2 separate regions of the Homo sapiens genome follow, and region 1 is linked to region 2. Evidence: read pairs that join two places in POLR2A ChIA-PET (ENCODE). Cell type or tissue: Panc1. All regions are shown on one strand. Each heading gives the region's core, and the rest is flanking DNA. Links, peaks and the distances in the headings are about the cores only. Region 1 overlaps FNDC3A (fibronectin type III domain containing 3A). Region 2 overlaps DLEU1 (deleted in lymphocytic leukemia 1).

The links. ChIA-PET counts read pairs that join two places held together with the same protein. Peaks named below come from ENCODE experiments on the same cell type or tissue, not always from the same donor. Only the 100,000 strongest peaks of a DNase experiment are listed, where the experiment ranks them.
Region 1: POLR2A ChIA-PET joins it to region 2 with 13 read pairs; 1 of 35 experiments calls an interaction of 5 or more read pairs at or near these places.

Annotation. Positions count from the first base shown.
Region 1 is chr13:49,145,759-49,148,581 of GRCh38, reverse strand. It overlaps FNDC3A (fibronectin type III domain containing 3A), which reads right to left. Exons shown (of 26, transcript NM_001079673.2): 8 at 2,647-2,804. Among named protein-coding and RNA genes, the nearest start is that of MLNR, 73 kb to the left of the region's middle. In Panc1, for the core only: no CTCF peak of the experiment used is centred there; a DNase peak (open chromatin) is centred at 1,371.
Region 2 is chr13:50,225,429-50,228,251 of GRCh38, reverse strand. All of the region lies in intron 2 of DLEU1 (deleted in lymphocytic leukemia 1), which reads right to left. LOC124900337 (a long non-coding RNA gene) reads right to left here. Exons shown (of 2, transcript XR_007063796.1): 2 at 1-347. Among named protein-coding and RNA genes, the nearest start is that of DLEU2, 100 kb to the right of the region's middle. In Panc1, for the core only: no CTCF peak of the experiment used is centred there; no DNase peak of the experiment used is centred there; H3K27ac peaks cover 2,336 bases.

The sequences.
Region 1 (2,823 bases), core at 98-2,597, 1.1 Mb after region 2:
TTGGTATAAAAATAGACACAAGAACTAAGGAACACAATAGAGAAGCCAGAAATAAATTTATAGCCAAATGACTTTTTAACAATGGTGCCAAGAACATACACTGGGGAAAGGATACCCTTCTCAATAAATGCTGCTAGGAAAATTGGATATCCACCTGCAGAAGAATGAAACTGGACTGTATCTCTCATCTTACATAAAAATAAACACAAGAAGGCTTACAGACTTAAATGTTTAAGACCTGAAACTATGAAATCCTGGAAGAAAATATAGAAGAAACACTTCAGGACACTGGTTTAAGCAAAGATTTTATGCTAAGACCCCCAAAGCACAGGCAACAACAAAAAAAAGAAAAATAGAGAAATAAACTAAAACTTTTGCACAGCAGAGGAAACAACCAACACAGTGAAGACACAACCCTCAGAAAGGGAGAGAGTATTTGCAAACTATTCATCTAACAAAAGACTAATATCCAGAATATACAAGGAATTCAACTCAACAGGAAAAACACAAATAATCCCATTAAAAGTGGACAAAGGACATGAATAGACATTTCTCCAAAGACATACAAATGGCCAACAGGTATATGAAAAAATACTCTACATCATTAGTCAGGGAAATCCAAATCAAAATTACAATGAGATCATTTTACCCTAGTTAGAATGGCTACTATTACAAAGACAAAAAAATAACAGATGCTGGTGAGGATGCAGAGAAAAAAAGCCCTTATACACTGTTGGTGGAATGTTAATTAGTACAACCAATATGGATACAAGTGTGGAGATTTCTCAAAAAATTAAAAATAGAAATATCATACAAATGAGCAATCCCACTACTGGGTATTTTTCCAAATAGGGGAAAAATCAGTATATTGAAGAGATGTGCTTTTCCCACATTTACTGCAGCACTATTGACAAGAGCAAAAATATAGATCAACCTAAGTGTCCATCAATGGATGAATGGGATAAAGAAAATGTGGTATATATACACAACAGAATATTATTTGGGTATGTAGCCGCAAACCAGCCTATTCCCTACTTTTTTTTTTTTTAAACTTAAAATCACGATTCCCTATTTCATTTCCTTCCACCAAGTCTCTCTCCTCTCCACTTTATGGACTTCTTTCCATTCCCCACCCCTTACCTCCCAGCTACTCTATTTCTCAAATCAAGGCCAGTAAATATGATGAAAAATAAATATGTTTCAAGGCTGAAAGTACATTTTAATGAACTGGGCAGTTGCAGTAGCATCCTTAGAGACCTTAATTCCTGTAGGATATGGGAGATGACTAATGCCCCCCTCGTGCTCCCTGGTCAGGCTGCAAATGGAAATAAAGCATTCCTCTTAGTAAGCAGCCATATATAACTAAAAAACAGTCATTAACATAGTAAGAAACCTTTATGTTGATAGTCCTTTATCCCCTACTTACCCCTTAGGTTTACTTGTCTCTCTTAAGAAAAATGAATAGAACACAAGGAAATCTCAATAGAGAGGAAACAGGAAATTTTTATAACCTTATGTAACTAGATGAGAGGCACCGGAGCAGTTTCACTTTCCTTTCTTCTCCTTGCCAGCTATGTTTTGAAAAAAGATAGCAACAAGGCTGATGGAGCCAGTGTTCTGTGCTAATTGTGATCATTCAAATGATTAACCATCACCTTTACAGTCTTCTTGGTGCTTAAATAATAACTAACCATTAACATTACCCTTTTTTATTAGAATAATCAACTTCTATATGAATATGGACAGAATAATTTATTTCAAAACTGTCAATCATAAATGTCACAACTTTAGCTACTGAATCTTTCTAAGGCTTCGTGGTGCGTAATATACTTTTATTTTTTTCTTGAGATGGAGTCTCACTCTGTCACTCAGGCTGGAGTGCAATGACGCGATCTTGGCTCACTGCAACTGCCACCTGCCAGGTTCAAGCGATTCTCCTGCCTCAGCGTCCTAAGTAGCTGGGACTACAGGCATGTGCCACCACCCCTGGCTAATTTTTATATTTTTAGTAAAGACGGGGTTTCACCGTGTTGGCCAGGCTGGTCTCGAACTGCTGAACTCAGGTGATCCACCCGCCTCAGCCTCCCAAAGTGCTGGGATTACAGGCGTGAGCCACCGTGCCTGGCTGTGTGTAATATACTTTTAAACCAAGGAAAGAAATACGTAAGTTTTCAAAATATGACTATAAACATACTAACATGCAAATAAATAACAGTGCTACTAAATTCATTTTACAACAGGACATGAGCTTGTACATGTAAGAATTAAATCCAGTCCTTAGAGGAGCAATGTCATACTTTATGAGTTTACAATCATGAATTGTCCATTTTTGGTCATGGGTTCTACATACTACAACTTATATTTAATGCATTAAGAATACGTGAATACTGAACCATCTATTAGGGAGCCTACTGGGAAAAAAAAAGCTGAATGTGGCCAATAAAAGTGATTATTCTGAAGGAAGGTAGACAGAAATGTGTACCAAGCTACATTTGGACCATTTACATTGAAATCACTATCATTAGCCAACTTAAAGATTCAGAATAAAAGCGTGAAGAAGGAAAAGTAGAGCAAAATTAGTAATAAGCTCTTTATAATAAACCATTAATTTACACAATGGGAGAAAGCAAAACAACAAATACCTACACATATACACTTTTGTATTTCCCATCTTTTCCAGTACTTGAGATCAGAACTTCATAACCATAGAGCTCTGGTACACTACTTTCATCTGTTTCACCATTAATGAGGCTGGAAGGTGGTGACCAGGTAAGTACTACTGTCCTTGCCTGGATGTCGGAGGCCTGTAAAAATACAACATTT
Region 2 (2,823 bases), core at 185-2,684:
TGGCCTGTAGTGAGGCCAATATTTAAATAGATTCTTCAGTGTAATAAATAATAGGGTAATGATAGGGTCTAAAAGCATCAAAATAATCTTATACAAAAGGGAAACATTTTTAAAATTAACCTAAAATCTAAATAGGGTAGGAAAGCAGGTTACCTCAAACATATCCTTTCCTGGCTTTGAACTCTCCACACACATTCAAGTCAGCAAGACCTAGAGAGACGAGGCATCTCGACAGAGGGAACAGAAGATTCGAGTCTGCTCCTGATTGTCAGACCAGGTCAAGTTCTCCAAGGGGACTCCTCGCTTCTAAATATTCCTCCCACTTGTGGCTGTTTGCTCTCTTGTTCCTGGATGGTAAATTCTTCCAGGGTAAGAACCTGTCTGTCTTATTCTTAGTCAAATGCCGCCCCCCGCCCCCACCTACCCACCCACCCACCAGCAGTTTCCACAGGCCCGGCACATCCTAAGTGCTCCATAATTATTTGTTAATTGATTTTCTGAATTGCTGAGCGAGTCACATTCCCTCTTTGAACCTCAGTTTCTTTATTTATCATCTTGAAAGTCTGAGCTATATCTGATAGTCCAAGAATTTAACTCACTATGTTTGTGGCTAGCATTTCCCCAAAGGCAATGGGCTGAGATGAGGCACGCCCAAGACTGGAGAGAGCCAGAGGCCCTACTGCAGCCTCCACCATGTGTCACAGTCCCCAACACCAATCTCAAGGGTAAACCTCAGGGAGATGCAGGGGACACACGAGAGGCCAGGAACCAATGGGGAAAGACTCAATTGCAAGTTAGGAGACCTAGATCTAGCCCTGGTTCTGTTACTCCTATCTGTGACCCCGAGAAAGTCACTGTAGGCCTCGTATTTCCTAATCCATAAAATGACTGGGTAAGTCCCAATGAAATTTCCCTCCAGATCTCAGATCTTTTTTGTTTTATTTCTCTTCAGACCCAAAGTTGTTCTGTCAGAGCCCTGCCAGCCATAAAAGAGACTTGAGCCTGCTGTTATTGTTAATATTCTCAGGATCTCCTGAGCTCCAGATTGGCACATTTTCTTGAGGATATGAATGATTGAATCAACCAGAAGGAAAGAGACTCAGTTTCCTCTAACCTAAGCCACATTAGCCTAACAGAAACACATGAAAAATGTAAGGGCTTCAGTAGGGAAAATTTTGAATATCCAATATAATCCCTCCCCAAGCTGGAGTAACTGCACTTTTCAGTTTTTGCATCTGTGTTGTCACTGGGGAGTTATCTGGCTATATCTGTGTTTTAACATCTGTCAGCTAAATCAGAGAACTAAATGCAAAAATTGTAGGTCTCAGAAGCACCATGTGGTTTTTGACACTCCCTGAATGACACAGGGTCAAGAAAGCAATAAAGGAATTGCCATGAGACCCAATATAACATTTTCATCAGCAACATGGCCCTTGTTCCAAAAAGCCTTTGCTCCAAAAAGAAAGAATATGTACCCATTTCCTCCAGAACCATATTTGGAAATCTCAAGGGAGAAGACCATACAAACTGAAGCATCTGGGATGAACAAATGCCTTTCTATTTAAAGAGCATCATGTCTATAGACATAACAGAACCAACACCCATCAGCATCTACTCCAGGTATGAGTAAGCATCAACTTAAAGTGAGATATGTGTGCTTTGATATCTGGGATGCAATATTGCAGGTATCTCAGCTATGTGGACATAAATTTATGAAGGACTGGTTCCTAGGGTCCTATGGCTTTAACCGAAGGTCACTCTTTCAGCTTCTTTTGTTTTACAGATAAAGAAATTGAGCTGAAAGGTGGTGGAGTGACAGTTCAGCTCCAACAGTCTAATGCACGTTGACAGCAGGATGAGAAATCACAGATTTCTCAGGATATCATATAAAAACTGAGTTAGCAAATCACTCTTCCCCATGCAAAGTATAATGTGGTGTCAATGTCTCACAACCCCAGGGAGGCTACCAGCAAATTCACATGACAAGTCTTCCACTGGGACAAGGGTAACATCTCCCTCCCTAAAAGAAACCAAAGTTTTAATATTACCTACTAATTCTATGCAGGATCTCTCTTGGCATAAGAATATGAATGTGATAGCTAAAGTCAGGCTTCTGTTTCAAAGGCTGTTTGCTTAAATGAGGGTTTCTGGGTCTCTTGGTTTTTCACACATTTTGAACTCCACACCTGATAGCCATATTCAGTAGAAGGCCTTGCTTAAATGCTTATTCCAGACCCATGAGAATTCCATATGAATGTTTTCATTGTTCTTCCATCTTTGGACAACTAAAGCTCATTCACTCACTTTGACATGTAATTGTTTATATGAAGTCCTTGCTACAAAGCATTCATTGTTGTAAGCTCTTTACATGTGTGGCCTCAATTTAATCCTCATGACAGTCTTACGGGGTAAGTACAATTTTGTCATCCCATTTTACAGATATGGAAACCAAAGGGACAGACAGGTTAACTTACCCAAGGTTAAGTAACTCACCAAGCTGATAACTGATTGAGTCAGGATTTGAACTCAGGCTTTTCTCCACTAGAAAGTAAGCTCCATGAGAACAGACACTGTTTTATTCACTACTGTATTCTTAGCCATCCACATGGTACCTCAGATATAGTAGGTGCTCAATAAATATTTGTTGAATGAATACACTACATCCTCCTCAAACCAAAAGAATGACCCAGCATCACAAGCATCGACTTGAACCAAGAGTAAATTGCATAGAGGAGCATTTCAGGAGAAAATTCTTCATGCAACCGCCAGGCTTTGCACAAAGAATGCCAAGTCCCATTGTGTCTGCCTGAGAAGAACTGGGAG